Regions from separate parts of the Homo sapiens genome. Here all the other regions are linked to region 2. A link is an interaction called in ENCODE POLR2A ChIA-PET data of the cell type or tissue named here. Cell type or tissue: K562. All regions are shown on one strand. Each heading gives the region's core, and the rest is flanking DNA. Links, peaks and the distances in the headings are about the cores only.

Region 1 (3,743 bases), core at 563-3,062, 56 kb after region 2:
GAGCCACTGCACCCGGCCTATTTTAGATAATTTAAATAGCCATATGTGGCTAGTGGGCTACTTTATTGAACAGCACAGCCCTGGGCCACTAGTAGATTATCGCTATCTCAAAACATACAGCTCCCCAGTAAGCAGTTATTTTTCTGCTTTTGTGTCTTTGGCCATGTTATTCTCTCTGCCTAGAATGTTCTTCTACCTTGTCCATCTAGCAATAAGTTCTCATTTTTGAAGACACACCTCAAATGTCACCTTTCTTTAGCTTTCCCTGACTACTCCCCAACCCACAAAATTGTTGCCTTGGGTCTGTTCCCCAGCTCTTTTACATGACTCCAGCGCAGCATCTGCAGCTATTTGCTCACATATCTGAAATCCTATGACTGTGAGGTCCTCAAGGCACAGCCATGTCTCATTTATCTCCGCATGATGCCTGGCACATAATGAATGCTCAGTAACATTTACTGAATAAGGGAGTGAATGAACTGACAAACCTTGATCTCCCAATTCATAATGCAGTGTTCTTTCCACCACACCAAAATATGGCTCCATAAAATAGACCGGAGGCAAGTCTCTGCTAGCTCACAGTGCTAGATGCTACTTTAATAGACAATACGTTTCTATTATTATCATTTTTTTCTCTTTCAGATGCGGATGTCACAGTTACCTCATAAGTAGGCTCAGAAGGCATGCATCCTTGAAAGGGTGCAAGATGAAGGTGGTACTAGTCCCCTTTCCGAAGCGTCAACATTCAAATATTGCAAGTTAAAATGACGGCTCTGATGCAGTAATATTTTTTGTGTGTTTTGTTAATATTTATCAAACCTTTCTTGTGTACTCTACATGGCGTTTTAGCTACCAGGGTACAAGTGTATGTCTCCCCTCATACCCTCCCACTCAAAAGTCACGTGAAACTGCTGCTCTCTCTTCATCATTATTTGTTATTAAATGAGCTTTACTTTGTTAGAAAGACTGAAAGAAAGAGTTTGACCATGGCAATTGCTTATTCTGGACTTCATTTCTGAATTCTAGATTTGGCTATATTTAGCAAAGCTACAACCGTCATCATGCCCAAAGCCAGGAAGAAGACACCATTCACAAACCACCCCCTGAAAATCTGCAGTTGCCTCTAAAAAACCAGACTTCCCAGCAGGCAAAGACATCTGAAGTGGGAGGGATCAAATTGGTGTTTGCGTCAAGAGAAGGTCTCAGGTGCTTATAACTAAATCTCTCTGCCTGGCACTCAAGATTCTCCATAAAATTAGTCCTTCCTTTTCTCTCCAATGTACCTTCTGCTCTGGTCAAACACCTTCAATATCTCCCCTGTTCATACCTTTCGGTAACACTGGTCATTTCCCTTCCCTGCCTGCTTTTGCTTAAGCTTCTAGCCTCTTATCAAACCTTCTGGGACCACTCTTTCCCCAGACACTCGCTGCTCCCTTTCCCCACAATTGGCACGGGGCTGAGGCACAGGAGGGGAGCCGTGCATTCTTGGTACCTATTCATCAGTCTTTCAAAAGGCCCAGGGCCACTGAAGAAAGTGAGTAGCAAGCACCTCCAGGGAGCAACTTAAAGAATTTCATTCTACCACTCCGTGTCCTCTGTCCTTCTTTCCTTGATTCTGGGGAGGAAATGTGTACTGATGAAAATGGTAACACTAAACTAGTCAGTATTCTCAAAATTTATCATGCTGTTTCACCACTTTGCCTATACTATTCTCTCAGCCTGAGAGGTCCTGAGTAACCCCCATCTGGAACATCTGCTGGGCAATTTCTATTCCTGTTCAAACTTCATGTCACCTATGAACTCTCACCCCCAGGCTCTTTATCATAACATCTTTTACCATCTAAGGTATGTATGTCAAAGGCCACGCTTAAGTGCTGGACACTTATCTCAGGTGTTGAGCTCTGTTAAGAGTCAGGCCTGTGTCCCATTCATCTTAGGATCTCTGGAACCTAATACAGTGCCTGCCACAAAGAGGCACGTACGTGTATCATATTGATACCACCAACATATTATGTGCCTTTAATGGAATTTTTGGTGATTTCACACACATTTTTAAGCCTTACTAGTTTGCTCTGTAGGTAGGAGAAATTATCAAAGTTTACTGATGTGGACATTTGGTACTTCTCATCAGCCTTGGACCTGGATTCCTTGAATATAAATTAGAAAGCTGTTCTGAGGAGCCATCTAGTCCACCTTATAGTTCCAGAATGTTGTCTTCAACACAGTAATAAATAAACATTTATTGTTTAAAGCTTAGATATAAGTCCTCGTATAGCTAAGGAAGTATGATAAAAGCACAGCTTCTCAATCCTTCTTTGAACATTGCTCCAATTTTCCCATTGAGCTCATTCTGGAAGCTTAAACCAAATCTTCCCTTGATATCATATGCCCATTAACTTAGACATGATTTAGCTTCTCATCATGGCATCTTTGCTGAGAAAGCTAGAAAGAAAATATTCTCCCTGGCACCCAGCCTAGAAATAGCCATATTCCTCTAAACTCATAACTTAAAGCCTTCACTTCCCCCAAACAGCCCCTGCTGGACTAGTTAGTGAAACCAGGCCAGGAAGGCTGATGCTACCAGGGGAGGTATGGCAGTGCGACATCTTTTTGTCTTACCCAGCACCTGCTCCTTGGGGTTCTTGCAATTCCTTATGAAAAAGCACAGACCAATACCCACGCTAGAGAAAAAGAGATCATCAGCGGAATGTGGTGGTAATCTGGTCTGTGTTTTGAAGCCTCTCACACCACTCCTCCCTAAACTGCCTAGCCACCGCTCTGGGCACACAGGGTACAACTCCTGTGGTCCTTAAACAACTCTGGCTAGAACTGTAGATAAGTCAGCACTCGGGGACTCACAGAGAAGAGAGTCCAGGGAAGGAGCATGGCTACCCAAAACGTCTGTTAAGCCTTTAAGGAGCTGGTGAGGACTCTGCAAAGAACATCTGGCTCTGTCCCCTAACAATGGGGGAAAGGAATTGCTTCAGATTGCTGCAGCTCAACTAGCTTTCACATTGCTCCCACTCCCCTTTAACACACACACACACACACACACACACACACACACACACACTCTCTCTCTCTCTCTCTCTCTCTCTCCCCCCCCACATATATACATATGATGTATAACGTTGCTGGTAAGTAATGGCTACCATTTATTGAACACCTGAAAATGTTAATTATATATATTGCCTCATTTAATCTTCATGACCAGCCCATTAAGCAGTGGTTCTCAAACTTGACCTTGCGTCAGAATCTCTCCAGGAACTTATTAAGCCCCACACCCACAGCCTACAGAGTGAGGCCTGAGAATCTCCATTTCCAACAAGCTCGCAGGTGATAAGTATGCCCCACTTTGAGAACCACTGCCACAGGGAAACAGAGATTCAAGAGTGGTTTGGAATGTCTTGCCTACAGTTCCACAGCTAGTAAAGAACAGATCCAGAATTTGAACCTAGATCTGTCTGACTCTACAGACAGTGCTGGTAACCATGCTACTGTATGTGTGAATGTATGCCTCATCTTCCCAAATTCATTGGCAGATCCTTAAAGGCAGATGTCAATCACACTATAGACCTCCCTCATCCATCTCAGAACTTCATAGGGTCTTTGGACTTGGTAGGTGCTACATAAATACTTTGTATACTGGCTCCTACATATCTACATACTTCTAAGAGCCACAAATTCAAACTCAACTTAAGCCAAAGAACACAAAAAGGGCGCATAGCCAGACCCAGTTTTAC
Region 2 (3,743 bases), core at 664-3,163:
TCCACCCACCTCAGCCTCCCAAAGTGCTGGAATTACAGGAGTGAGCCACTGCGCCCAGCTGGTTTTGTTTTTTTAAAAACAGTGCACTACAATCAGTGTGGCATTGTAGAGTGAATGTATTTTTTTCTGCAATAATATAAGGATGACTAGTGAAAAGTATTCTCTAAATACGTTTGAAAATGGCCCATTTGAAAATGGACTGGCCCACCTGCCGAGTGTCAAATGAGATTGCTAAATTGCAGAGCAACGTTTTAATTCAGGGCTTCAAAAAAGGGAGTAATTTAAAAATGTACATTTATGATAACAGGTTGAAAATTGACGCAAAACACTTTCTTTAGGTTAAAAATAGATCTTTTTTGGGCTGGGCATGGTGGTTCATGCCTATAATCCCAGCACTTTGGGAGGCTGAAGTGGGAAGATCACTTGAGCCCAGGAATTTGAGACCGGCCTGGGCAACACAGCGAGACCCAGTCTCTACAAAATAATTTTTTAAAAACTTAGCCAGGCATGGTGGTGCGCATCTGTGGTCCTAGCTACTCAAGAGGCTGTGGTGGGAGAATTGCTTGAGCCCAGGTGGTTGAAGCTGCAGTGAGCCATGATTGCGTCACTGCATTCCAGCCTGGGTGACAGAGTGCCCTGTCTTTAAAAAAAAAAAAGTGCATTTTTGAAGATAAATCAGTGTCGTGTGAAAAATATTTTTTTAAAGACAAATTTTGGCTTTTGCATTTTGTAAAATTCATAAGCTACTTATTAAGTACCTAATTTACAAAATATGTATTACATCACTGATAAAGTACTTAGTAAATAAATAGCTAAATGCTGATAGAGTCTGATTCAGCAAGCCTGAGTGGGGCCCTGGATCTATTTTTTACAAAAGCCTCACAGACAACACAGATCATCTGCCAGTTTGGGGAACCACTGTCCCAGGATCAGGACATATTTCAGATCTCTTTGAAATAAGAAGTAGAAACTGCAGTATACTGAGAACACTTAGAATAGAATCAGAGTATCTCTATACATGAAAAACCTCCGTGTGTGCGTGTGTGTGCACGTGTGTGTGTGCGTGTGTGTGCGCGTGTGTGTGCGTGCACACATGCACAAGACTAAATTAAATAAACCCTACCAGTGGTTTCGGGGTGGGAGAGGTGGTGAGGAAGTTTGCCCACGCTGGCTCTTTTGGTCTGGGGAAGGAAGCTAATGACTTTGCAAATTCCTGTCCCCTAAAAAGACCTGCTACTGGGGGGTGAGGGCGGAACATCATAACCCACATTCTAAATGGCTATTCAATATTCTACAGAGAAACCTCTTGCCAGCTGTCTGCTCAAGCTAAAAGTTTGAATGTTAAAAAAATCAAGTGAAAGACACAAGGTTAGTCCACACTCCACAAACAGTGTCCAACAAGAAGTGGTGGTCAAAAGGAAGAGAAGAGACAGACTCAGATGTGGAAATAAAATTTTCTGTTCCAAAGTCATTGCAAACTTACAGAAAGAATGCTGATGTCTAGCATCTCAAAACTCTTCCCTGGAGCTCTGAGGACTCTGTTGCTGGAAGTTAAGACACCAGTGAGAGCCCCATATTACCCCTACAGGGTTATATCTGTTGACTGTGCAGTTACACCCACCGTGATCATATGTAACTGCCACAGCCACAGAACTCCTGGCAGCAATTCAAATAAAACTCCACGTGAGAGATACCAAAAGGCAACAGAAAGAACCATCAGGAGTCAGGAGGCCTAGTTGTGGTCCAAGTTCCACAAATAACAAGCTATGACCTTGAGCAAGTCACTATACTTCACTGGCCCTCAGTTTCCTTATTTATAAAGTGAAAGTGAGGGACATAAACATCTCTCACCTTTGGAGCTGGACATTTGCCACATTTTGGTGATTCTTCAGGGATATGAAATACACCAAATAACCTCCGAAATTCTATACAGGGATTTGAATTACTAATTCTTTAAAAGACAACATTGCTTTCACACTGGAGTGTGGTGGTGAGCAGAGGATGGAAGTAAATTAAAAGAAGCTCCCTGACAGGTGGGAAGTAGAGGCAGGAATTAGGGAAGCATTACTTCCTTGGGGATATTCACTCTTTATGCTCCAATCACTCTGATCTCCCTAATATAGGCACATTTTTGAAACCTGAAGGCAAAGAGATTTTCTGTTAAAGATTCTCTGAAAGAGTGTTCAGGAAGTTTAATAATTTCCTTGAAAGTCACTCCTTGTATGTCTACTGTACAAGCAGTACAAGCAGTGTGTCCACATCCTCCTGGGTCTCGGCTTCATGGCTGAAAGTCCAAAGAGCCCGTTCAGCATTAGAGCTATACCCTTAGTGGGTCCAAAGACTCACTCTCTTCACCTGCCACTTTCTTGATATGTGTACAATTTTTTCATCTGATTCTTGGCCCTGAGTCCCTTTAGAGGCAACTCACTAGGTGCCATGAGCATTGTGGTTTGTGTTTCTATTCTAAGTTGACTTCGTTCCACTTTTTCAAGTTTCTGGATATTTTTTCAAGCTACGGATCTTCATCCACAGCACAAAATGTCCACTTAAAAAAATAAAGTGGATTTCTCACTCTTTCCCCTGAATGGAAAAAAAATGTCTTAGTTGTCTCTCCAGGTAAACCTGGGGTATCAGCCATGTTCTGATAGCCAGCTTCACCTGACCACCCTTCCCTAATAAGGAACCTCTTTTACAGAATAATTAACCTTCTACACTGCTCTCCAAGCTAATGGGGAACATCTGCTTAGGAGCCCTCCATGGCTGCTTCATCTCCCTCCCCGCAAAACCCACCCGCCTCCTTCAAGAAAGGCCCTAATGATTCTGGTATAGTTACCTTCTCTCCCTACCCCCTTTAACAATCTAGCATCTTCCTTAAAAAACACAATCAGGGAATCCTAACCAGGCAGGCGTGACTCCTAAGCAGATGGCAGGCCTCATAATTAGGTCATTACATAATACCTCTTCTCTAACTAGCTTCTCTCCACCTCATTCCGAGACTCTGGGTTGATGAGCTTTACACTGTGGTTACTTTAATTATAATTCGCTCTTGGGAACTTGGTAATACCATGTTTTGATAAAAGAAAAGAAATGGGGTAAGAGTATAAGAAAGTCAGAGTCAGAAGGTTGCTTTCAGCTTCAGTTTTGAATAGTCCAGACTTGTAGGGGTAACTTTTTCTCTTGGTGCCTTGGTTTCCCAACTTGTTTCAAGTTGGGAACTTGCCTCAAGCCAATCCCCAGTTGCACTGGTTCTAATACAGGACTCAAGCTAAACGTTACATCACATGACATGATTTCTAAGGGACACTACGTCACATTTAGGTGTCAGGTCAGGCTCTTGGTGACACACCATTGAACTAGATTGCACAAGGTGGTATCCTCACGCACACAGGCAGCGACTGGTCTCAGTAAGATCCCAGGTCAGCATCAAGTCTTTGAACTCCCTCAACCTTCAACCCCAGGCACTCAGAGACCTCGATTACTCACCAGGAAATCTAAAGCCTTCCACCTCACTTCCAGTGCAGCATCCCCACTCTGGTCTCCCTCCTTCTCCTAGAGCTTTCCACACTCTAAAAATCACTGTTCCCTTTGCCCAACAACTACACTGCCTTTCTTACCAATCTGTTTTTAGGGATCCTGGGTCTCATACCCATCTCATATCTGTATGAATAGTCTACAGTGAAGAAAAGTCATCTACATACATGTTCCCATTTCCTCATCACAATAAACCCAAATTATCATTTTGT
Region 3 (3,743 bases), core at 563-3,062, 53 kb before region 2:
TACATACCTGGAATTCTAACATGGACATAATGCTTTATCTCTTAAAACAATCCAACAATTATTAAATGTCATAATCCAGCCCTTTAAATATTCCTCCTTTTTTTGTTAATAAATGGAAGAGGCTGATTGACAAAACTGGCACAATGGAATGGGCAGCACCTTAAAAGCTGTATCTATGTTAAGTGGATAAGTTACCTACATTTTCTCAGTTTCAGTTTCCTCATTTGCATAATGGGAATAATTACACTTAATACATAAAGGATTTTAAGAATTAAATGAGGTATAAGTAGGCCCTCAACAAATGTCAGATGCTCCACCCACATTTGCTGCTTCTATTTTTTCCAGTGTATCCCCATGCAGGACCCAAATGGGTTACTCAGGATTTATAATCAATCCATAACAGTTAAAACTTAGATGTTAAGAGTCTTGACCAATGTGGAAAGATGATAAAAATCTCTGCTTCTTTAGCATTTTAGTATAGGGGCTTTGTGCAAATATTATTCTTTTTTTTTTCTTTAAAGATTACTTATTCTACCATCTGGTTAATGAATGTTAGTACATATGCTTGCTATGATGATACCAAATAGTGGGGAATCTTAAGACTATTTTTAAGAAAGCATTGAGTTTAGATGCATGTTATCAAAATCCAGTGATTAACCTAAATGAGAAGAAAAACCTGGTTCCACGGAGTTATATAGTCTTAATTATCTATTCACTCCAGTGAATGTACTGCAATCATTTTCATTTGAGTTGCTTCCAGTTTTGCAAAGATGAATTTCTTATCACTTGATATGAGTCAGCTGGACTCCTTTGGTACCGGAGCTTTCATAGAGACTGCAACAGAATATAGAAGCACTATACTGCTCCAGGCAGTTAGGATTTCTGCTTGGGTGGCTGGGCTCAGGTGTGAAACAGAACTTCAGATTTCTAGCAAAAAGACCCACCACTCTAACTAGACAGTTACATTGTCTTTGAGTTCCCAATCATTATCAACTAATTTCTTTACCTTTGCATCTAACTCATTACTCCTGGAATCTAATCCCTTTATCCCCCAATTCATTCTTTGTGATTAGAAATAAAAATATGAAACTAGAAACTTAAAATACTTACTAATTAGGCAGTGCATGTCTTGAGAATATCGAGAATTATCAGGAATTGTGAAGTTTCCATCACAAATTGCCACCTGACTTTCCCCAAATGGCAAAGTGAAGTAGCATAATTTATACAACAAACATCCAAGAGCCTAAAAAATAAAGATAGCAGATTGCTACTAGTGGCTTATTTATCATGACTCTAAATGGATCTAATGAGAAACTGGCACCATCCACATTTACTAGCAGATACAAAAACTATAGACTATTAATGTATTAGAAACATGAGTTTTAGAACCCAACACCACTGTTAGCAGCTGAGTTACATTATTTCTACCATTATTACCAAATCGTGTTCCAGTAAATAATAAGTATTTACCTGTTTTGCTCTTAAGAACCAGTAACATATACATGAAAAAAAATCTAAATAATTTTCACAGAGCTTGGAAGTAATTTTCTTTATCATGCTTCAAGAAGCAGTGGCTGGTATTCTCACATCAAGAATAACCTTGAGGGGTAAGTAGACCATGATATGGTACAGTAGCCACCATGCTATAGCGCTGTGTGCATTAACCTTGGGAATTCACAGTCAAGACTGCTGCTATCTGAGGTATGGATAGGTTACCTGACACCTACCCAAATGTCTGCCTTCGTAGTGATGATTTTGCCACTGTACAGGTTGACCATTTCTGGTGCTCGATAGGACAGCGTTGTGTATCTACAATCAAGAGATTCATTTTTTATTAAATATGTCAATACTATAATTAAAAACCAGGAGCAGCAGAAATACTTTTTTTCTTTTTACATTAACAGAATCCCTGGGAGCAATCTGCAGAAGAGAGTATGAAATATTAGTAGAGATAAAATGAAAGGCTGTCCTTGGTACAATCATATCATCACACCAAGGCGTTCTGGCAGCAGTCCTCCTAGTCTAAGAACATGTGGGGACTCAGACACTAATGCATTAAATAAATTCTAAAAGCAACTTTTCTTGGGTCCTCAAATGACAAAATCTTCTCAAAATTCTTATACTGATACTATATTTTGTCAATTTGTTGTTTTAAAAATGGCCTTTACATGTGGCTCAACACAGAGATGTAATACTGACTGTGGTACTCTGCAGAAGAGCAGAAAGTGGGCCCTGGCTGGGGTGAGGAGTGGATGGAATCAAGAGCCCTTCCTCTTTGCTCCTGGAATCAGGCTGAAATAACAGTTTTATCTCTTGCTCCAGAAAAAAGTAGTATAAGCACGTCCTCGAAGTGAGTGTCTTGGTGTTACCAAGCATGTGATTTATGATGCTTTAGTCTCTAGATCCCAGATGGGACACGTCTAGGCATCCCTCAGGGCCTTGGGTCGATCAGGTTCTTCTTGCCCCGGGCATGGTTGTCTGGGGTGACGCATGAAAGGACAGAGAAGATCAGGATGTAGGTGTGCAGGCTAGACTGTTGACTTATTAGTAGTAATAGCGAGTGCTGTTGCCTGTAAAAAATCCAACATTGTGGACATGAGGAGAAAATGGGTCAGGCTCTTATTGGAGTCACAAATCTAAAGAAGCTTTTTATCATGAAAGTCTGTGATTCAGTATCTGCAGAGACTTTAATAACCTACTCACCATTATTTCCACTTAGATCGCCTTATGAGCAGGAAGAAAGGAGCAATTTAGGGTTCAGTAAAAAGCACATCTGTTTGACTGATAATGTCATGGTTGTTGTGATCATACTTAAAAACATGCTAGTACTTTTACGGTGTGTGCACCTCTCAGCTTTTTATAGGCTCTGTGACATCATAAATCAAAACATCTATGTACAATGACCACAGGACCACTGATAAAGTGCTCTAAGAGTCCTTCCTTTTACTCTGATGTATGCCTGTAAACCCCCTCCTCATTCTTCACTTAAAGTCAAACAACCCAACTGTAAACATGATGCTCTGAGATGAAGGACAACTGACTATCACCATTCTCTCCCCACCCTGACCTTCTCATCCATAAGCTGAAGGTAAAGTTGCTCATCTGATTGTGGACAAAACTCCATGAAAGGAGAAAAAGCTTACTTCTTAATCTCATCTTCTACTGCATTGACTCCCTCAGTTTGTGGATTCTGGAATTTGTTGGTGGCGCTTCCAAAGTCACACAGGACATAGTGGCCTCGGTCATGCAAGAGGATGTTTTCAACCTGAAAAACATTCCCCAACCACCCATTCCAAGATATCATTTAGTAATGCACGTGAAAATTTGGTTTCACAGTCACATAAATAAACGTTTTATTTCTGGCAGTCTCATTAATGTGCACAGGGAAGTTATTCCTCTCCAAGTATCTCAACAGGGGTCATCCCAAGTGGAACACAGGAGATGCAGAGTAAGAGGGAAAAGTGGGTGGAGAGGGAAAAAAGAGGAAACTCCACGGTGGGGGATGCAAGAGTGCCATTTTTGTAAATTTCAGCCACATTTCTCACCTCTGCAGAAACCATCCTCATACTTTCAAGCCTCTGACCTGTGCCTTTGCTCTTGCTCTTCTTTTAGGCCAGGATGCCCTCCACAACCCCACCTCCTTAGCCAACTATCAAAATCTCATTTCAAACCCCAGTTCAAATGCCATGTCCTTTTTGAAACTTTCAGGCTCCCACTCAGATAAAATGTCACTCTTTCCCTAT

The links. Peaks named below come from ENCODE experiments on the same cell type or tissue, not always from the same donor. Only the 100,000 strongest peaks of a DNase experiment are listed, where the experiment ranks them.
Region 1: POLR2A ChIA-PET joins it to region 2 with 5 read pairs; 18 of 35 experiments call an interaction of 5 or more read pairs at or near these places.
Region 3: POLR2A ChIA-PET joins it to region 2 with 5 read pairs; 3 of 35 experiments call an interaction of 5 or more read pairs at or near these places.

What each region holds. Positions count from the first base shown.
Region 1 is chr2:69,636,982-69,640,724 of GRCh38, forward strand. The region is part of intron 2 of AAK1 (AP2 associated kinase 1); the gene reads right to left. Among named protein-coding and RNA genes, the nearest start is that of AAK1, 4.9 kb to the right of the region's middle. In K562, for the core only: no CTCF peak of the experiment used is centred there; no DNase peak of the experiment used is centred there.
Region 2 is chr2:69,581,336-69,585,078 of GRCh38, forward strand. The region is part of intron 2 of AAK1 (AP2 associated kinase 1); the gene reads right to left. Among named protein-coding and RNA genes, the nearest start is that of AAK1, 61 kb to the right of the region's middle. RefSeq lists a silencer at 1,482-1,776. In K562, for the core only: no CTCF peak of the experiment used is centred there; DNase peaks (open chromatin) are centred at 1,196 and 1,626.
Region 3 is chr2:69,528,898-69,532,640 of GRCh38, forward strand. AAK1 (AP2 associated kinase 1) reads right to left here. Exons shown (of 22, transcript NM_014911.5): 6 at 3,144-3,265; 7 at 1,728-1,809; 8 at 1,111-1,243. Among named protein-coding and RNA genes, the nearest start is that of SNORA36C, 11 kb to the left of the region's middle. In K562, for the core only: no CTCF peak of the experiment used is centred there; no DNase peak of the experiment used is centred there.